Regions from separate parts of the Homo sapiens genome. Here region 2 is linked to region 1. Evidence: chromatin loops called from intact Hi-C (ENCODE). Cell type or tissue: B cell. All regions are shown on one strand. Each heading gives the region's core, and the rest is flanking DNA. Links, peaks and the distances in the headings are about the cores only. Region 1 overlaps CFAP299 (cilia and flagella associated protein 299). Region 2 overlaps CFAP299 (cilia and flagella associated protein 299).

What was found. Hi-C counts contacts between places; a loop is a spot of excess contacts. Peaks named below come from ENCODE experiments on the same cell type or tissue, not always from the same donor. Only the 100,000 strongest peaks of a DNase experiment are listed, where the experiment ranks them.
Region 2: a loop joins it to region 1, with 2.6 times the contacts of the local background. A loop is called at or near these places in 1 of 110 quality-filtered maps.

The regions. Positions count from the first base shown.
Region 1 is chr4:80,575,388-80,586,809 of GRCh38, forward strand. CFAP299 (cilia and flagella associated protein 299) reads left to right here. Exons shown (of 6, transcript NM_152770.3): 3 at 7,706-7,796. Among named protein-coding and RNA genes, the nearest start is that of CFAP299, 250 kb to the left of the region's middle. In B cell, for the core only: no CTCF peak of the experiment used is centred there; no DNase peak of the experiment used is centred there.
Region 2 is chr4:80,502,525-80,513,946 of GRCh38, forward strand. The region is part of intron 2 of CFAP299 (cilia and flagella associated protein 299); the gene reads left to right. Among named protein-coding and RNA genes, the nearest start is that of CFAP299, 170 kb to the left of the region's middle. In B cell, for the core only: no CTCF peak of the experiment used is centred there; a DNase peak (open chromatin) is centred at 5,177.

The DNA of each region.
Region 1 (11,422 bases), core at 4,786-8,785:
CTATCACACCTCACTGCAGCCTTGACTTCCCAGGCTCGTGTGATCTTCCCACCTCATCCTCCCAGGTAGCTGGGACTACAGGCAGGAGCCACCATGACCAGCTAATGTCTTCTTTTTCACTCTGATTTTATTTATTTGGGTCTTCTCTTTTTTTTTTCGCAGTCTGGCTAGAGGTTTGCTGATTGTATCTTTTCAAAAAAACCAATTTTCCCTTTTGTTGAACATTTATATTGTTTTCTTCATTTCAATTTAATTTATTTCTGATCTTTATTAATTTCTTATACCAATTTTAGGTTTGTTTTGCTCTTGCTTTTATAGTTTTTAAAGATGCATCATTAAGTTGTTTGTTTTAAATTTTTGTGTTCTTTTGATGTAGGTGCTTATAGCTATAAACCTTTTTAGTACTGCTTTCGCTGAATCCCATAGGTTTTGGTATGTTGTGTTTCCCTTGTCATTTGCTTCAAGATATTTTTAAATGATGAGTTCATGTCCTTTGTAGGGACACGGATGAAGCTGGAAATCATCATTCTCAGCAAACTATCGCAAGGACAAAAAACTGAACGCCGCATGTTCTCACTCATAGGTGGGAACTGAACAATGGAACACTTGGACACAGGAAGGGGAACATCACAAACCGGGGCCTGTTGTGGGGTAGGGGGATGGGGGAGGGATAGCATTAGGAGATATACCTAATGTAAATGACGAGTTAATGGGTGCAGCACACCAACATGACACATGTATACATATGTAACAAACCTGCACATTGTGCACATGTACCCTAGAACTTAAAGTATAATAATAAAAAAAAAAATATATATATATATATATATAAAATCTCTTTCTTAGTTTCTTCATTGACCCACTGGTCATTCAAGAATTATAAATAATTTTATCTGTGGAAAGGTAGAATTATTTTCTCCTAATTTATATAAAGGATAAAACAGAAAAATGTCATGTTTTCTGGGAAATGTACAAAAATATTATCTCTGTCTGATAGAGCAATAGGTGCCCCATATCAAAATACAGTAAAAACATATCTTCCATATTTAACTCTCAAATGAGTTTATATATTATGGTAAATAAAATTATATTTTCTCATCAATTTGCAAATAATTTTCCATTTTGGCCTCTAAAAAATAGAATTTAAATTATTTGGGACCATGCAAATATAAATATATACAAATGGTTCTGTCAGTAAATTTATCCGTGGGAAATAGAACTGTTTCTGTAAGCTATGTTTTCATAGATGTGTTTGTTTGTTTTTTAAGAAGATAACATTATAGATTTTGTATAATACACTTTTACTCAACTACTGTTTTTCACTTTGCTCTTCATTAATTTTTTCCAAACTAAGTATACAACACATTTTAAGGAACTAAGGCACAGAGAGGTTGCATTATATATTCAAACAAGTGTGAAAGAGTTGAATGTAAATTCTCTAAATGTGAAATATAGGCTAGATTGGAGTTCTTTGGCTTAAAAAAATTAAATCTACCTTTGAACAGAACAGTTGATGGAACTTCAGTCTAGACTGGAATGACAATAATAGCTGATTAGCTTTCCTTAGAGACTGCAAGACCAGCCGACTCTGATTACTCCCAGGGGAACCCCCAGATAAAGTCTGCATACCTCACTCCTCCTACTCTCCTACACCCCTACTGATTTATGTTCCTTCTCCCCAGTGAATTCTCATTGTTTTCACAATGTAAAAATATTATGATGTAGTGTTTATGATATGCTGCTTTGATATATTGTGAGCCTTCATTATAGTGAAATAAAGCCTGAGAATTAGTGAATCTAGAATAAAACTGAATACCAACTGATTATAATGAAGTTATAAATATACTTCCTATTAGAGTTTATTTGAAAATAATTAAAATTGTTTGCAAAATGTCTAGCATAGGGACTAGTACAAAGTCAGTGCCCGATAGCTAAAAAGTATTGCTGTTAGAATACATTTAATCCCAGATTTGAATTAGGGATTATTAAGAAACTGCTTATTAGAAAACATTTTTTTTTTTTTTTTTTTTTTTTGAGACGGAGTCTCGCTCTGTTGCCAGGCTGGAGTGCAGTGGTATGATCTTGGTTCACTGCAACCTCTGCCTCCCAGGTTCAAGCGATTCTCCTGCCTCAGCCTCCAGAGTACCTGGGACTATAGGTGCATGCCACCACCGCCAGCTAATTTTTGTATTTTTAGTAGAGACAGGGTTTCAGCATGTTGGCCAGGATGGTCTCCATCTATTGACCTTGTGATCTGCACACCTCGGCCTCGCAAAATGCTGGGATTACAGGCATGAGCCATCACGCCCGACCTAGAAAACATCTTAATGATTAATCAAACTTTGTTTGTTAGAACACTTCCAGTTATACATTAAAAATCCAAAAAATAATTGATATCACAAATATGTAGTGAAAGAATTTATTTAAAAAATAAACTCTTAAAAAGTAACTCTTGAAAATAAGTTTCTACTTTAACAGTTTTCCAATTATTTTCCTTTTGTTATTCATTCGTTTTGAGTGTTAAGCTAATAATGTCAGTTTATGTGATAATGATATACAGACAACATACTTAAATCATAAAACCAGTAACCTAATTGTTGAAGATTAATAATATGTTTATAATCATTCAAGTAGGATTATATAAATAGCTTTAGCTATTGATTAATCATGGTTGGTAAAATTTAACTCATCCATATAACTTTTACCACATTTTGAAAGTGCAGTGGAGTATGAACAATAAAGATGGAGTATTTGCCTTTGTAGAACTTATAACACTAAGATTTTGAAACAGACCTACTTCACTTCTTGAGGAAGTAACTGCTTTTGTAATATTTATTTAAGCAAGGTTTCTTAGGTCACTGACTGTTAAATAAACCTAGTTAAATAAGAGTAATGCATGTTAAAGATTTAAGAATTCCTTACCTCACACTCTGCATTAACTTTCATTCTTTTCCAATATTTCCTCTTGCTAAGAAGTTTCAGGTTCTCAGCTGTCGCACAATATAAGAAGGATTATTATGTAACATTTTTTTCTCTGCTTCGGATAGCTTTGGAGCCAAAGATCCTTATCCTCTCTGTCCCAAATTTATATAATACTTTTATCTTCCTCATTGAGTTTATAAGAAATGATGTAAGTCTATGTATGCGAGACTTGCATAATAATAAAAGAAGAACAGTATGAACTTAGGATATTTCAGGATAATAGTCATTTTCTTGGACTAATTATATATTAATGATGTTTGCTGGTTAATGATACAGTATGATTGCTTTAGACCACAAGTTTTACATCTGCTATTGGGCCTAGATATATTTAGCACAGCATGAAATCAAGGTTCAGAAAAATGTGGTTGTTTGGACTAAACAGTTGATAAATGAGTAGGAATTAAAGATTGATATTCCATCTTATATTTTAGTTTAATTTTTATTATCTTGTGCTATTATTTAATAGACTTAACCTATGACTGTCTTAGAAAATTCATTTTAGTTATGTAAGTAATACAGTCTCCTGGGAAATTCTTAGAATATTTCACCTAAGGTTAAATTCCAATTTGATCACCAAGCCAATCGCACAAGAGCATCTTTTTCCAGAAAAGTGAACAAATTTCAAATGGTCAAGTATCTTTTTGGATTAGGTGGGTAAAAAAGTAACAGAAAACCCCAAAATGACAGTGGCTGAAAGCAAATATAAATTCTTTTCAGTCTCATATTCAAGAAGTTCAGCTGGTGTCACTCAAGGCTGTGTTGGTATTCTGAAATATCAGGGACCCTGCTCCTCTCTTTGTTTCTCCATAATAGTGGCCTCCAACTTATGGCCAAGATGGCAGTTGGAGTTTCAGTCATTATATTGCATTCTAGCTACAAGAAAAAAAGTACCCTTCCCTACTTTAAATACACGCCTTAGAAGGCGCAAATCATTTTCACTTGGCTCTTAATGTGCAAAAGTTAGTGACATGAACATAACTAGCTGCAAAGAGACTAAGAAATGTGGTCTTTATTCCAGGCTGCTACATGCCCAAGTGAAAACAGGGGCTTTCATTGTTACGGAAGAAGGGGGAACAGTGTCTGCCATAGTTAAGTGTCCAGGGACAGTAAGAATTCTATTGCCTATTACCTTATTTTCTTGTCCAGCCCAGATATCTGCTGAAAACCTCGGCCATTAGCAAGAGAGTCACGCTTAGCAAAATATTAAGAGTCCCATCCTTACTAGTGAATGATGCCTAAAAATCTATTTTTCTGGCATTTTGTATCTGATAGATCAGGGATAATTTTGATTTTCTTTGGAACTTTCATAAAGATCCACTTCCAGGAATAGTTATAACAACAGCAATAAAACAGTAAGTTGCAAAATATATAATAAAATGAAAAACTGACCACATGATACTATATATATTTTAATCAGTACACAAATATATAGATACATTGTAGACATATATCTATATATAATTTAAAAAACCTTGAAGGCTACAGGCAAAACTGATGTGATCATTACCTTTTGTGCTGTGGGATCAGGGCTGATGATCAAATTGGACTTTATCTGTAAAGCTCTAAAAATTTACAGCAAAATAAGCTATGCTTGGGAAGGTAGTGGGAGTAGGAAGTAGACATATTTTGTGGAAACTCTTAGGAATTCTGTAGTACCCTAACTGTATAGTCATTGTATCAATTACAGGTTTTTATTGTGAGCAACAGAAACCAATTCTAATGAACAAAATCAAAAAGGGAATTGGAAGAGCACTGATTATCATAGATTCAAAGACAAAGTTGAATAAGACTGTAGTAGGAAGTAAGGGTAGCCACTATAACTCAGCTACCTTTCATTCTTGTGTCTCTGTTAAAGATTTACATTCTCATGAGGTGAAATGACATTGACAAAGCTTGAGGTGTATTCATTAGCTGAGGTTTGGGAGGTGGGAGTTCTAAGTAATTGGGTACCTTGATTCTACTAAGGCAAAGAGCGTGGAAAAGACTGTTGCCCAAGTGAAAGTTAGGGTTGTGTTGCCAATAAAAAGGAAGAAACAATATTAGGAGGCAAAAGCAATAGATGTCTACAACTGTCACAGAAGACTAAATCTATTGACACTTCCTTCCTTCAACTGTAATTTTTAGGATGCTCTGTGGGTATGTAGGGGAAGGTTTGGTTTTGAAGCTAGGATTAGTGATTTTAATTCTCAAAAGAGCCTTTACTTGGTTACACTACAGTGAACCAAGTTAACAAATTTTCTGTACTATCAGAATTTGCTCAGAAATTCTTTTCTTTCCTGCTCTTATTTTCTGAGCAATCTAGTCTCAACCTTTGTTGGTTATGCTATAGGAAGCTATGAGTGTCTGAGCTACTGTTCACAAATATTTACTAAAAATTCCTAGACAGGATTGTATTTTCTCACCCCATTGATTTCAAGGTTGGCCATAGCACTTGCTTTGGCTGAGAAAATATGAGTAGAAGTTATATGTGTTACTTTTAAGCAGAAGCTCTAAGAGACAATGTGTGGCTATGTTCTCTTTTTCCTCTGCACAATAACAAAAGATGGTTCAGATAGAAGATGTTTCATCAGTGTCTCAGTCCCCCAAGATGAAGAGCCGCAGTAAACCTGCTATTTATGCATATTATTATTGAGAAGTAATCTCTTGCAATTTTAAACCACTGAGATTTGGGCCATTGGTTACTACAGTATAACCTAACCACTGTTGATTTATGTACTTGTAAAATGAATTCTCTGTTCAAATTTCACAGAGAATTTCCAACAGACTGTGGTTTTTAAAACAGACCATAAGCAGGAAATTAGGTAGAAGCTGGATAAGTGATTAGAAGCTTATCCTGTGAGCAGTAGAAAATATGTAGATTTTCTAAACAAGCAACTGACAAAATTACTTTTCTGTTTTAAACATTTAATATTAAAATAGTACATAGTACATATCGTAACATGGAACACTCACTTTTGGACAGAACAGTGAATTAAAGAAATTCTCAAATATCTGATTCTCTCCTTTGGTACTAATTAGTAGTTATTTTCCATGTATATTTAGGTTTTTTATTATTAAGTGATATATATATAGATATTAAGTGAGATATATATATATATATATATATATATATATATATATGACAAGCTGAGGAAGATAAAGCCAGAAAAGCAAAAGCAGACAAGTTATGATCAATTTAAAGAGCTACATTTCTAGATCAATAACATAAACAGTAGGTTGCAATGATTTAACCTAGTAGTAATTGCTCCTTAACTCTTTGCAAAAAGCAATCACTAGGTGTATTTTATCTCTTAAATATTTCCCAAATCTATCATTTCCTTCCTATCCTTACCATCACTTCTTTAAATCAGATATTCATCATCTCTTTCTAAAGGTTTGTGATAGTCCCTTAATTAATCCCTGCAGTGTTGCTCTCCTACAGGCTACCTTTTTCAAAGTTGCTGAATACTGTTTCTAAAACACAGATTTGATTATCTTGCTTCCTTGCATTAGACCCTTTTGGTTCAACGCTTTCTGGTAGCATGAGCACACAAACCTTCCCTGAAAGGGGTTGTAAGAATGAGTTCTAAGACCAGACTCTACTATCTGGACTTACTAAATATTTATAACAATATGTTTATTATAATGTTAACTTCTATTAATATTACCTGGTTTCTCTCTCAATTCTTGTGTTTACTCTCTGTTTTGCCATTACCCGATTGCCTTGCAATTTTACATTTGAATTTCTTTATTCCTTTGTATTTACTGATAACTCTCTCCTTCCACCCCACAAACTGATTAATACTATCTCAAGTTTTAACATTAAGTTCAAGAATAATTGGTTTTAAATTTGAGATTAAGTGACTTTTCATTGAATAAGATACTTCTTTTATGAACTCCTCTGATACTCGGTCTATATCTCTGTTATTCCAGTTATCACATGGTATGACATTATGTTTATATATCTGGTTTATGTATCTGTTTACCTCTATGAGACCATAGTCAACTTGAGAGCAGGAACTATGTCTTGTGCATCATTGTGCCCTGATACAGTTACTGGTTCATAGCAGACACATAATGAAAAAGTTTGTGGAATATGTAAGAAATTGCTAAATAAAGAAAATAGTATTATTTCACAAATCACTCTTGAACTCACTATTATGTGGTTCAGTTTTGCTTGATTGAGATCTTTGTGATACATTTCTTTTAAAATATATTTCCAGAGAATGATATTTTTTGAATTCTTGATGCTTCCTTTCATCTGACAAAGATAGGTCAACCTAGTTTCGTTTCCTGCCTTGATTATCTCTACTCATAGAGCTAAAATTAATGCTCTACTCCAGTAACTGCATAGCATAGGTGTCTAGTATTTTAATTTCCTTAAATTAATAAACTGTACTAAAGTTATAGGCAATTTAAAATTTTTGTGAGAAGTGAGCCATACGAACATGTTGACTTTTCATGATATGTTAAAAAAGAACGAAATGGGCATGTAAATGAAATTATATCTGCCATGAGTCTTGATATGGATATATTATTTAAAGGCTTGATTCCAAGTGTTTATAAATAAAGACTCTATTACTATATACAATTAAATTGAGGAATCTAGTAGATCATGATTTTATTTATATGGTTTTCATGTTGCAAGGAAATTGTCACTTAAAGAAGCATTGTTGTTGGCTCCAGAGTGTTGGAAACATATTTGTTATCTAATATATTATAACTGAAGATCTGCCTTTTACAGGACGCTAACAAGTGCTGGTAAAGACCTACAAGATAATTTTCTGACGGCCCTGGCAATGAGAGAAGAAGACAATCGCAGTGGAAAACTGAGTGTAAGTACATTTCATCCAACAGCTTAAAATGTATACACTAAATGCACAATTAATATTAAAAAATGTAACATTAAATATCTTTCTTAAAGTAATTTACAAGATATAAAATATGATTCCTCTTTATTAATTATATATTATAGGAATATACATAGAAAGTTAAAAATTATCATTTACATCTCTAGAAGTAGCCAAATAGTTAAAAAGAAAAAGGATTCTAAACATTCATTGCAGAGAAAATGCCTATGCATGGCAGAATGGTTCTTTAACCTGGGTAAACCCTCCTGCTTCTTTTAAACTTAACCTCTTCTTACATTCTCCCAAGTTGCATCACCCACTGACCCTAAGTTTTGTCCCCTGATTTTATGTGACTTCTAGAATATAGTACCATAGTCTGCCTTTTAGTCCTACCTTGGAAGATGGGATACAAATCACGTAGTAGAAGAACTGTGTTATCATTATTATTTTGAATGATCCAAGGAGAATATACTTTTACTTTATTAAAATGTGTGCTATATCAAATATGTAGAGAATGCGAATATTATTTGGAATAAAGATTTACTTTCACACTTTGTTAATATGATATTTGTGATAACAGTCTTTGTAAGTCTTAACATGTTCCAAATCAAATTTAATAGAAAAGGCAAATATTCATGCTAAAACTGTAGTAAGTGACTGACTTACAGAAAAATAATCAGAAATAGTGTGATAAAAAATTTAGAGCAACAGAAAAATATGTATATAAGGAGATCTATTCTACCAATATTTTCTCAATAAAAAATTTGGAGTTTTTCCCACTATCAGGTCCACTGAAAATATCACATGCAGGCAAAACCCTCAATGTAGTTCAGAGAGAGAAAAAAATCATACCATGTTTAGTTAATAGAATAGAATTAACCCCGACTTAAAATAAGGGAAAATTTCTTGTAGGAAGTAGGCTGACAGAGGTTTTAAAAGGGTGAGGATGGAAATATGGGCAGAGACTAGACTTTGGACAGCTTTAGTAATCACAGCAGAAAAGTCTGAATGAATATATGAGCTATTACGAATGCATTTTCTCAGAAATGTCAATGGAAAAGTTATAGAAATTAAATATTTAAACGAGGCTAAGACTAGGACATAATTTAATCTCCAGAAATGTTGCAATAGGAATGGTAGAATTGCAGAGGATGCTTTAATGAAGATGTACATCTTAAGAGTATTTCATGTATGTGATAGAGACTAAGGAAAATGTTAGAGGTCAAGATGTGGTAATTGAAGAAAATACTAGTTAAAAATTAGAGAGGTAAAATGGATTATTTTGAGACAATAATTTCCAATTTCTTTCCAGACTACTCTGAGGTATTTACAGAGCAGATCAACCTGTTTTATTTCCTTCCTTGGTGTCTGTGATATAGTTATCTTATAGTTTTTCTACTTTCTTCTGACTTTTTAACTCAATCTCTTTCTTGGGCGGATCATCTTATACCTCCAGTTGACCTGTATCTCTTCTACTATACACATTTTCCCTTAGTGAATCAACAAAACCCATGAGCCTACTGATTCTGTTTCCTGCTACAAAAACAGAAACCTAGATTTTTTTTCATCTATTAATTATGTTTTTTCACTTAGTCGTTAAACAGGTAGTGATAAGTGGCTCTATATGAGGCATCGTACTAACTGCTTGGGATACAATGGGTGGCAAGTGCTTATGGAGCTTACAGTTGTTTGGGGCAGAAAATGAATAATCAAATAATCATTATTTGTATAGAAATAAAGCCAAAATGCAATGTGACAGGTGCTATGGAGGAAAAACATAAAAATCTCTGATTGTGTGAAAGTGGGTAGAGGATGATATAATCAGATTTTCAGACAGAAAACATCAGTGTGCCTTTAGTATAGGGAATAAATTATAGAAAGGATAAAGCGGATGCCAGCAGATGCACTGCAAAATCAGATGAAGAGAAATGATTTGAGAGCTATTTAGAAGGCAAATTTGGCAGGATGCTGTGATAGGATATAGTTAAGGAAGGGATAGAAAGAAAGAGGGTAGTCTTTGGAGATAGATAGATGGTACTGCCACTCTGAAATGTAGTGTACTAAAAGATCAGAAGTAGGGCACAGAGATCATGTGTTTGATTTTGAACATACTGAATTTGATTTGTTTTTGACAAAAGAATATGTTCAGATGTTAAGAAGCTGGAGAAAAAGATCTGAACTCTACTCCAAAGTTTACCTCCATATTGCTATCCCTCAAATGCTCAACATTTGCTCTATTACTAAGTTATTTTTTTCCTTTTCCACTTATCAGATCTCACATCCATTTGGTCACCAACCCTGGTCAATTTTACTTGGTAAATAATTCTCAAATAAATGTGGGAGAGGAGGCAATGAAGCCAAAGAGATGGGCAACAGCCAGGTCTAAGGGCTATGTTGCTGTGCTCAGTAGTGTGGACAGAGCTACTGAGATGAAGGTGATGAATGTCCTTAAAATAATGTATACAAATGGTTAATGTGATCAGACATGCAACTTAAGAGTACACTGGCAGCAGTATATGGGGATAAGTGTGTCTCCATAGAGATAGGGAATGATATATAAGACAGGGAGGTCAACTGAGAGGCCATTGTAACAGTTCAGGCAATACATAATAGATGCATAATAGAAGCCTGGGATAAATAAATGACAGAATGAATGGGAAGATAAAGATAGATTGAGTGATTACTTAGGAGATAAAATCTGGAAACCATGTGCTTGTTTTTATGTAAGAAATAGTGATTTGTAGGATTCAGTGGAGAGTGAGCAGCTGATAATAATTTTAATAATGGAAAGACATATAATCCTGGCTTTAGAGGATTTAGTATAGTTCAGTGATTAAAAAACAGATTTTTGAGGTAGACAGTAACTAGACTGAAGTTCCAGACTCACTGCCTACCAAGTATTATGGATTTCAAAAGGACATTACTGTATTTTCTAAGCCACAATTTCCTTCTTTGTAAGGTGGGAATTAAAAGAGTAACCTCATCTTAATATTTATTATTGAAAATATAGATTAAATATTTGTCACACTGTATGATACATGACAACTATTTAATATATAATAAATTTTATAATAAAGGAGTGTTATAACTGCTAAAGCTATAATTGTGAATAAAATAGATATAGAAAATATGCAATACTTTTGCTGCTAGTCTTTAAGGAAAACATTGATTGGATTTGAATTTCTCTTTAGAAAAGATAGTTGAAACAGTTCTTTGAGACAAACAGTTGCTTATAGATTTTATTAGAGATGTAAAGATTGTTGATCAATGTAAGATATTATAGCTATCAGAATATTTTTTAAAGAAACACTATAGATTTTTTTAGTGTTGTAGGAACGACTGTCCATTTTAACTTATAGTCTGTGCAAACCGCTTTACTATTTGCCAAAAACAAAGATGTATAGAACATGGGTCCTCCCTATAGTGCTTCTAATATAATAGGATTATGTAATTCTTTCTAGTGAACAAGCAGCTGGGAGAGGAGATAATTATTTTTCAAATGGTAGTAAACTAAGAATCCCTGATTTGTTGAGTGAAAAAAAATAAAACATTTCCTTTCTAATCAAAGACTCATGAAGATTATAATGAGAGGTCACATGCTGTTCGGGGTG
Region 2 (11,422 bases), core at 3,278-7,277, 74 kb before region 1:
ACAAATCTATTGCTGTTTTTTTCTTCCTCTTATCTGATTTCTGTATAGCATTTGTCACTTAAGACCAATATCTCCTTGATATTATCACAGCTCCTGCCTACCATGTGAACACCTCTTTCTTGGTTTTCTGTCTGCTTCCGTGGATTCTTTTTTTGGCTATTTCCCCTGGATCTGCTTCTGCCTAAACTCACTGTGATGGTATTCTACTGGTATTTCTCGTCCACTTCTTTGTCTTTCACTTGACAAGTTATTCTTGGTTTATCTCATTTATTACTATGGCTTCAACTATTGATAACTTCCCATTTTATGTGAAATCAAACTCTTTCTTATCTCAGGACTCTGGTTTACCCATGAACATAATTGCAAGCTGTGATAGCTGTTAGAATAAAACTCCAGGAGAACTATGAAAATAAGAAACTAAAAGGATGAGTCTGAGTAAGTTGGTGAGACATGGTTAGATAAGACTTCCCTAAGGAGCTGATACTTGAGGTGGAAATTGAAGGCAGTGGTGGAAATAATGTTATCGAGAGGCAGAAGAGCAAGCAAGGTTCCTGCAGTCTGCCTAAACTGAACTTGTCAAACATCATTCTAATAAAACCAATACTTGATTAAAATCTTTCAGTGCTATCTCATCATCTAAAAATAAACTTAAAACACTTTCACCTAGGATTCAAAGTCTTTCACCTGGCCTTAATTTAATTTTTATCTGATTTTTAGCACTCCCTCTGATCTGGTGTTTGGCACCTATTTTGGTACATATATTATAAGTGCATATTCAAGACTCTGATTTGTTGTCTTCTATTCTCTTTGCCTGGATTGTCTTCCTCCTCTATTTTTTTACTGGTGAGCATCTCTTACCCAATATCCAAAGCCCAATAAAATATTGTTTTTCTTTTGCAAGTTTCCCACATACTGAATTTTCATAGAACTTTTTATGAGGCTGTATAATGTTCTTATTCTCAGGAGAGGCAGTGTTGTATTGATGCTAAGAATAATGGCTGCGGGCACAGATCAACTGGAATCAGAATCCTGATTCCTCCATATATAACCTGTGTGATCCTGTACAAGTTAATGCTAGTACCTCCATCATAGGGTTGTTGTAAGGGTCAAAAGGCCTAGAACGGTGGCTAATATATATTAAGCAGTCAGTTGTATTAACAGTTGTTGCAGTCACATTTTAAATTATATATCTTCCACCATTTTCAGGCTATCAGCCCCTTGAGAGCAGAGGTTACCTTACTCACCTTTGTGCTTGCCACCAAGTAAATGAAATAATTTATATTTGTAAGATTGAGTTAAAAGGGATGCCAAAACATTAATGTTCAGTCTTTAGTTAGTTGATGGGGTGGCATTTCCTATTATGCATCAAAACCATTCATTTATCCAGCATGTAATTTATTGAGCATCTATTCTGTGCCAGACACAATTGTAGGAGGTAGAGATGAATTTATGAGCAAAGAAACATGATTCATTCCTTTGTGAATTTTATAGGATGGTACTTTAATTAAATAATCAAGCAAATAGATGTATAATCCAAACTGTGTCTAGTGCTTAAAAGGGTGGTATATGGCATGTCTCATGCTTATTATGGGGAGGAGATCGGCTTGGTTTGGGAGGTTATGAATGGCTTTCCTGAGGGAGTGACCAGTGTTCTGAGCGGAGATGTCTAAGTGGATATGAAGTTGGTGGTAGAGAGAGCCTGGTAAGCATGAGGGAAAGATGCCAGTGTGGATATATTCTGGCTCCAGGAAAGGCTGAGAGGTGCTTGCTGGTGCTCATACCTATGGAAAGCCTTAAAAGTACACAAATAAGAGAGCTGCCATGTGGTGAAGAGGCTTTCTTGCCTGGGATTTTTCTTCAATTTTATTGTTTACTTCTTTTTAACTTCTGTACTTTACTTACTTTTAATTTTTACTGAAATTTTGCTTAAAATCTCACATATATATATATATATATATATATATATATATATATATATATATTTTCCTTTGAAAGAATGCAATGAATTCTTTTTAAAAATTTCCTCGGGAGAAAAAAAATGAAGCTTCCCTTTTAAAATGTGTGCAGTACTGGAGAGGCAACACGTTATACTATTTTAGTTTGTTTATTAAGATCTTGGTTCTAGGATTTGGGGTTTTCTCAGGTTTCAAGAATGGGGGATTAAAAAAAACACTGTAGAAGTGAGCGATTATGTGGCATTTGTAGTGAGGTTAAGGGTATATGGGTTGAGAAGATGGTAGCATGTGGTTACCAAGGCCTAAGAGGACCCAGAGTGAAGTGGAAGATGAGGAAGGAAAATATATTATATATATTTTATATATTTAATAAAAACAGGTAGAGTATATATTCATCCCCCTATTTTATATGTATCATATATATGATATATATATTAATTGATAAATGATATAAATTGTAAAACAGGTAGAGTATATGTTCATCCCCCATTTTATATATATCATTTATATATTGATATATAAAATCATTTTATATATCATTTATATGTCAATAAATCATTTATATATCATTTATATATTGGTATATATCTATATATGACAGATATAACAGATATCTATATAAAAAGATGGCTGGATGTGGGAAATCTTATATATTGATATATATATAAATGATACATATAAAATAGGGGGGATGAACATACACTTTACCTGTGTTACAAATCTTCTGGGGCAGCAATAGATTAGGTACTGATTTACTTGATACTCCTTAAGGAATATTGAACTGTACACTAAATTGTTTGTGTAGTGACCAAAATTAAATCCAGTTCTTTTCTGAAAAAGGAACTAACTTGGTACATTTTAAAGTACTGTTCTTTTTTTCCATTAATTTACTTGTGTAGGTGCTAATTGATATAGGAAATGGTGTCTTATTATTACAAGACAATGGCATAAAATTTTATCCCCTTCTCTCATGCCAGTTGTATTTGTTTTGACATAACAACTGAAAAAAGGACTATTGTAGAAAATTATAGATGCTCTTCTATAAAATGTAAACATTGTTATGAATAGCAATCAAAATAGGTTCAACCACCCTGTATTTTTTCAGGCAAGACACTTGAATACTAAGCAATACTGGAAAGGTACCCACCAAAGAACTAGCCTGTATAGTTGTATGTGTGAACTTAAAATAGCTCCTCTCTAATAGGAAATGTTGGAAGAGACTTTATGCAAAGGGTTGATGTATATAGTATATAATGAAGAATTTTTTTAATTGCCTCATAAAGAAATCTCATGAGCCCTCCCTTTGTGTTCTTAATAAAAAATGCTTAGCTAAACAGAGCGGAGTGGTGTGCACCTGTAGACCCACCTACTTGGGTGGCCGAGGCAGGAGGATTTCTTGAGGTCAGGAGCTGGAGGCTGCAGTGCTCTATGATTATGGCTATAAATAGCAATTACGCTGTAGTCTGGGCAACACAGAGAGACTCTGTTTCTAATGTGTACACACACACACGTGTGTGCGTGTAAATATATATAAATATATATATAAAAATAATAACTGGCAATTTATGTTCCCAGATTAATTTGAACGTGCTTATTTTGTCCCTTTTTTTCTGGATTAGTGTGGGAGATGACATTTTGATGTAAGTGATAAAAATGATATTTTAATGACTTCCAACTTTAAATGTAAAACATGGTCACTCATAAATCTCCAGACTGAGTTATGTTGGTTAGGTATATCTTAGTATTGGTTCTCATTTTAAAAAGTTTTGGTTATAGTAAATCCAGGACTATTTGAAACAGATATCTATATAAAAAGATGGCTGGATGTGGGAAATCTTATATTTTATATTCATATGGTTGTTATTACTGGAAGCAGTAGGAGTTGCGTGCATGCAAAGATTATAATTAGTTGAGATAGTGCATTTGTCAGGGGGAATCTAATTGAAGTTAGACTAGCTACATGAAAGTCTGTGGTTTATTATTTCTAAGAAATGCTTTGAGTGAAATTTGTGCTACCAACCTTGCTTTAATTTCTACTCATGATTTTTCAGAAAAAGAAAATTTGGGGAATAAACTTTAATTTTTCTGTCATTTTAATTAGTTGTCCATATGTTGACTGATATGTTGATGTAAAGTATGCAAGAAGCCCTTAACTGAATTCTGAAGTAGAAAAAATTTGTCTTTGTGCTCCTATTTTTCCTTTATTATCCTTCAAAACATCTCAGCTCCTAATCTCAGATAGCTAATTCTTTATCCCACTCTCATAAACTTCAACTCTGAATGATCTGAAAAGCAAATTGATGGCAATGGGATAAGAGAATAACAGAGAGATAGGTGTGAGTTATTGTCAGTGTTCTAGTTGTAAGGTTAGTTAAGTTTATGGAGATTCAATATAATATGAATAAAGAAAACAAAAAAGCTGATCATGCGGTCCATGGTCATTAATTCAGTTCTATGAACTAAAGTCTATCTAACAATATTTTAAATTTTTAGATATAAAGTATTATACTTTCCAGGGTTGTTTGCATTTTAATAGAGAAGTGAATTTACTTCAAGTTTAAAGGAAGCAATTTCTTAATCATTTTAAACCCAATTTCAAGTTGTTCTATTATTTACAGCCCTAGAAATGCTGATTCTCCTGTTTCTTATGGCTGCTCATACTCTCATGGAGGCTTATTTCTTATAGTAAGCATGTAAGAGATTGCAGGTGGGTGGTTGGGAAAGGGAGCTGTCCATATAATCTCAATTCATCATATTGCCAGAGATGCCTGAAGGCACTGGTAACAGTGACATTTCAGAGTGACAAGCCCTGGACAGTAGTGATAAGAACATTCTATGGGGGCGTCACATGGTCTTACTACTCCATCTGTTCCTAGGGTAGGTCCTGATAATACTTATTTTAAACTATTGTTAGTGTATTTGGGTGCCTTTATAAAGATATAAGAGAATATAATATGAAAGAGTTGAGGCAACTTTTCAAAGTGATACATTTGGAGTGTCACATTAATTTTATAAGACTAGGTTTAGAAGCATTGCTTTCTTGGATCTTTTATAAGTCTTTGGAAGATTCAATTTTAATTGAAATCTAATCTATCATCAAATCATGCTGCTTCCACCTCAAAAAGAGATGCCAACTCCATTGACAGCTCCCTGTTTTCACAGCTACTGCTGTGGTCTAATTACATCTCCTACCTAGAACACGTGGATCTGAGCAATCTCACTTCTGCTTTCCTTTTCCACAAGCCCCCAGTTTGATGCTCTTACACCCTGAATACACTACAGCTGCCAAGTGGCAAGGCTCAGGAACCTTGGGGAGAGATGCTTGGGTCCTAGAAGCTCCACTCATTGGGGATTTATGTTGTTTCTTTCACTTAAAAATAATAAATTATAACTGATTCCTATGTAAAGACAGATGACACAATAACAGTTTTATCTTCATACTATACACTGTAATTAGTCAGACCCAAAATAACTTTAATTATACTAGCTTGATATATTTTTAAAATTGGTCTTAGCTGTTATACAGGGATAATCCATAATTGAGACCTTAAAAGGTATGTCATGTCTACTGTACCCTAGGAGAAAAGCAAAATAAAAGAAAAACCTATATTTAGATTTTACTGAAAAGGTGTTATTTCTCTAGGGAGAAGCAGTTAGTATGGACTTAATTCTTTTTCACTCATTTCCTTATCTTCCGAAATCTGCTATGTTTTTGATTTTTAAATTTTAATGTCTAAATAAACTGACCACTCTGCAATAAATTGCTTCATGGAGAGGGGTTGTGAAATGATACTGTTCAATGATAAAATTGTGCTATACAGAATTATTTTCTATAATGTGGTGGAAACAGATAGTTTTCTCTTTTTTTCCCGAATTTACAACCAACTCTGTGGGATGGATTGCTCCCATATAAATAATTTTTGTGTTTTGGTATGTTTTCTCTCCAATGTATTAAAATAAGAAAGAAACTTGCTATAAGAAGCATTGAGTTGTATTATCCTCCTAATGGCCTTATCTCTCTTTTAAATTGTTATTATTTTCAGATTCTCCTCACTTTTTCAGCTGTAATCAGCCAAACTGATCACCTAAGGTAAACTGAGGCAGAGTCTTGATTTGTTGCCCAGGCTGGAGTGCAGTGGTGTGATCATGGCTCACTGCGGCCTTGACCTTCCAGGCTTAAGTGATTCTCTCAACTTGGCCTCCCCAGTAGCTGGGACTCCAGGAGTGCACCACCACTCCTGGCTGTTTTAAAATTTCTTGCAGAGACCAGGTCCCACCATAATGTCCAGACTGGTCTTGAAATCCTAGGCTCAAGCAATCCTCCTGACTTGGCTTCTCAAAGTGCTGGGATTGCAGGCATGAGCCACACCACCCAGCCTGATCAATGTTTTCAGGTGTATTGTGGAACACAGCTCTCCAGACACCAGAACGGGCCAAATGACAGACTGCCAACAGAGCAATATGAGATATGATGGAGAACACTTTTTTGGCTCAGAACTATAGACTTCTAGAGCTGAAGATCAGCTTTAGAAGTTTAGCCTTTCCTAAATGTAAATCCTAGAGATAACTTCCTGACCCCAGATGTTTCCATGCTGGTCTTGGTTACTAATGAAGGGGCAGAGAGAAGTTTAAACCACAGGATATAGTGTGGTTGAACACAGATGCCTAACTATAGCTCTTATAAGTTAAATACAGAATTTGAACATACACTGTTAATATGCAAAATTACTTAATTTTAGTTTTAAACACCTTATAAAAATAATAGCATGGCAGTCTTTTATTAGCTTACAGCATGCTAAAATATATTATTAAATCTTTGATTCATGAGGAAATATTTTAGAGCAAGCTTGAGTATAGAAGGTGGAATTAAGCTGTTCTCTGCTTACAGAGGAAACAAAATTTTAACATATATTTTGCTATTAAATGATGTGGGCCCAAAGTGAAAGCTAAGTAAATACCAGAATCTTTTGTTATCTTCACATGTGAATGTGGCATGTAGTCAAGAATATGTTGTCATATCCATTCATTTTAGTTTTCTTTACTCAGTTCTTGAATCTTGACCTCTGAGTGTGAATATTGAAACTCTATATTGTACTCTTATAAAATTGCTTATTTCTGAAACATAGTAACTAGAAACAGGATTTATCAGATCATAAATAATTTGAAGAAAACTATTCATTAGGGAAATATAATTATTATTTCTTCACACAGAATTGACTATTACAGATTTTAACTAATCTACAACAGAAAGTGGCCATACTTTTTGAAGATTGAACATTTTGCTTCATTGACATGAGTGATGAGACATCTAACTTGCCTAGAAAACACCATGAGTTTATCACAAAACTGATTGCCTGGCCATCTTCTGCACTGCTGCCAGATTTTTTTTTTTTTTCTGGCAGGTTGCATATTGCAGTTTTTAGTTTTTCTCCTCCAAGATCCTGTGGGTTCTTCACTGTTCACAGATTCTTCACCATCAGTATCAGCTTCATGGACAAGCAACCTGTGTCATTGCAGAGTCCTAACCTTGGAAGAGGGCTCCATACTTGGTTTAATGCTCTGTCACCATCTTGAAATTCTTAATAATTTGAACATGGCACCTGACATTTCCATTTTGCACTGAATCCTCAAAATGATATGGGAAGCCTTTTCCAGTTGCCTCATATAGGATTTGTTCTTTCCTCCTCTTTGTTATTATGCTTTTTAAAAAATATGTTTCGCTTATCTGAATGATGATACCAAATTGCACTACAAGTTAATTGTCATCTGTCTATCTTCTTTACAAGAAGGATTTAGTGGATGCTATTGGTACTCATCCAGATTTCTTTGACCAGTCAGTTCACCCATCTTCTAGCTGCTGTGAGTGCTGGCTGCTCCTGTCCTACAGGTGCTCTTCTCCAGAGAATTGTGGTGTTACAGAAGTAAAAAGTGGATTCCTTGCCTCAAGATGGCACACCTCTGTGGAGCCATATGTGTTCCAAAACACCTCATAGTCTCTCTTGAGATCAGACTGAAATAGACTATAGCTGAGCTCACATCCTTTCTTGCGTCGTCCTCTGACCTACCCTGTCCCCAACACTGACTGCTTTTCCACCTCTGAGCATTCCCGCAACAGTACACAAGTACCTGAATCCCTGACCCAGCCTCTGCTTCTAGGTACTCCTGTGTAAGCCAGTCATGAGTTAGTACAGGGATCTTAAAATAACACCAATATATGCCCTTTCCAAGTAAGAAGGTTATTCAAGAATCTGTAAATATGATTTGATAATAAACCTGTGGAAACAAAAGCCATATTCAAGACTTGCAAGTGAACATCACCCCAACTATTTATCATTTGTAGTATGTACAATGTTAGATCCAAAACTCTGAATGACCTGTCATTGGCCCCCAGCCTCCTGACATAGTTGGCATTGACTTAGAAAAATGGATATTCAGTACTTTATTCTGATGGGTAACTGATGACTGGCCAACCTCTGGCTTCTTTTAGCCATCTAGTGAGAATGAATTTGGTATTTCTCTGAGAAGAAACTTATTCAGATCCAATAGGAGTTTTTATTAATACTTTGGTCTAATTTTAATGTTCCTATTTACTGAAGAAGCAATATAATGCGGTGATTAGGAGCATGAATGCTGAAGTTGTACTATCTGGGTTCAAGTCCTGCTGCTTCCCTATCTGTATATGATCTTGAACAATCTGTTTAATTTCTTTATGCCTCCCCTTATCTATATTAAAAGTACCTACCTAGTTCATGCAGTAATTACAAAGATGAACTAAGTATATATGAAAAGATGAGAATGGGGACACACAGACAGCTTTGTATAGATGTTGGTAACTGTTATTATTGACATTAAATACAGGAGATGCACATAGCATCTAACAATTTATTTTTTAGTACAATCCAGCTATATTTAATGATTTATAAATGAAATTTACTGAAATGCAGAAAATCACTACATACTTTAATTTGGCTAATCTTTTATATTAGGAAGTATAATCACAGTTTAACATAACTATGACATATTGAAGTATTCAAAATGAGTTTTTCATATTTTTTCACTTAAATGAATATGACTGACACTTTAATATTTTTTGTAAGTCAGTAGTTACTAACAATGAAGGTAATGGCCATGAATGTGATAATGAAGTTGACCATTACACACACTTAAGATGTGCTTCTTTTCCTTGAATGTTATTAAAGGCCAGAATCTTCAAACAAACCATATAGTGGCATTTTATAAAGCTACTGACCCCAGGGCCATCATATGACCTAAAGGTTGACTAGAGTGAATCTTTTTATCTTTTAATGATATGGCCAATAACTATAGCCAAACCAAGCATAAAATAACAGGCCCTCTTCTCTTTAAAGTTATATTAACTTAATGGTAAATTATCTTAGGATCATTGCAGAAATTACTACACTAGGAGTAAGATTTCATATGAAATACTGAGAGATTCTTAGAGACCCAAAAATTAACTTTTAAAAATTCTTGAGTTTTGGAAATTATTAATCAACTTTTATAAGTTTTTTTAAACAAGGGTCTCCTGGCCCCCGCCTTAAATGCTTTCAGTAACTAGGAAAAATTAAATTAAGTCGTTCAACTCTTTCAGCACTTTTTAACACTTTTATTTGTGCGAAATCAGATTAAAATGCCTATTAAGTTCAGTCTTGGAAGAGGAAATAGTAAAAAATCAATTTCACTTATTTTAGGTTGGTAGTGATGGCAGGCACACATATTACATAGTGTGTGTGTGTGTGTGTGTGTGCATGTGTGTGTGTAGAAGAAACAGTCACAACTTTTCCCATTAACCATCTCCTTGATTGATTACCTAGATTCCCACTAAGCTGAAGCAAGTGGGAGAAGGTGACAAAGCATCCGATGCTAAGAGTGTCTTGTAAAAGAAAAATTGCACCTAACTTTTACAAAATAACTCATGCCGCAACATGCTTATGAAGCACATATGGAAAACCACTCTAAATGGTAGCCTAAGGACTTATATTTTGGATTCAACTGAAGATGTGGTCATCAGGGCTTTTGGCGAATAAGCTATATAATAGGTGTGAGCTGCCTAATAGGATAACTAGAGCCACTTCATAGTGAGGCGATGAGGAAAGGAGTTACATATGAACCTCAGGAACTCACAATGCCTGGGTTCAAATCGCAGCTCTATTTACCAGCTGTGGGGACTTATCTTGCTGCAGAGAAATTATGTTAGAGCTGTGGTGCAAAAAGCATCTTTGGATGTCAAAAAAGAGATGATTAAGTGATAATAATATTGAGGAAAACAATGCTTTGTACTTCCCTCTGCAAGATTAACTTCAATTATATATATTACATGTAGTCCCATATTTGGCATTTTTATAGTATCTCTCTTTCTCTATATTTCTCTTTCCCTCTTTTTCTTCACATAAATGATTAATGATAATGATTAAAATAAATTATATAATAACATGTTTTTAAAGTAATTTAGTTAAAAGCATAGAATAAAATGCAGATCAATAATATTTCTAACTGTAACCCAAATTGAATTCACATTTTAACTTTGCAGAATTTCCATTAAAAGAAAAATTTATGGAAGAATTATATATGCTCAGGTCCCCTGATATTAGCAAGACCATATGCCTGTGGCTTAGATAGCCCCAGTTTGTCAGTTATCCCAGTATAATAACTCATAACACTCTTTTACTCTCAGAAATATTGTGCTTTGATTGATAAAGCATATGCATATCCTACTTAATATAGGGAATTTCCATATTAAGTGTTATACTTAAACAATTCTGAAACATTTTAGGCAGCAGCTGTGAGCCACAAGTAGTGGTAAAAATTGTGTCCAGTCAGAGCAAGCATCAGCAAACTTCTGGCTGGTCATTCTTACTTGTTTGCTGTATAACACAGTCCTTCAAATATTTTGCAGCCCATATTCCTTAAAGTAAAAGGAATATTACTTCATACTAGCATATTTTATACAAATGACAGTCTAAAATGCAAGCCCACAGTTTTTCTAATGTATTTCCTTCCTGTCAACATTTGAATCTGTGCAATATGCCAGAGTTTTGGTTACTATTCAGTAGAGAAATGAACGTTTGGAAGCTATGCATTTGTTAGATAATTTCATCCTCAAGTAAACTCTGGGCTTCCAAAAGGGTCCCCTGAATGTAGCACAATGTCTGCTATTCAGTAGGCATCTAATAGATATGTGTTAAATGAGTGAATGTGTAATGATGGTAAATGGCTTTAACATAAAAAAATGAATTTAAATTTTGTAATTTAATAGTATTTTTTTCCAATCATCCCAACTACCTTGAGAATAATAAAATTTGCACTCAAGGAATCTCTGATAACTACTGTTCATACTTATTAGGTAAAATATAATGTGCATATACACTATGGAAGAATTAATTAAATCATACCATTAAAATATTAAGTGAGAGACCTTAACCCATATGTTTAAATATGAAGGAGGAAAA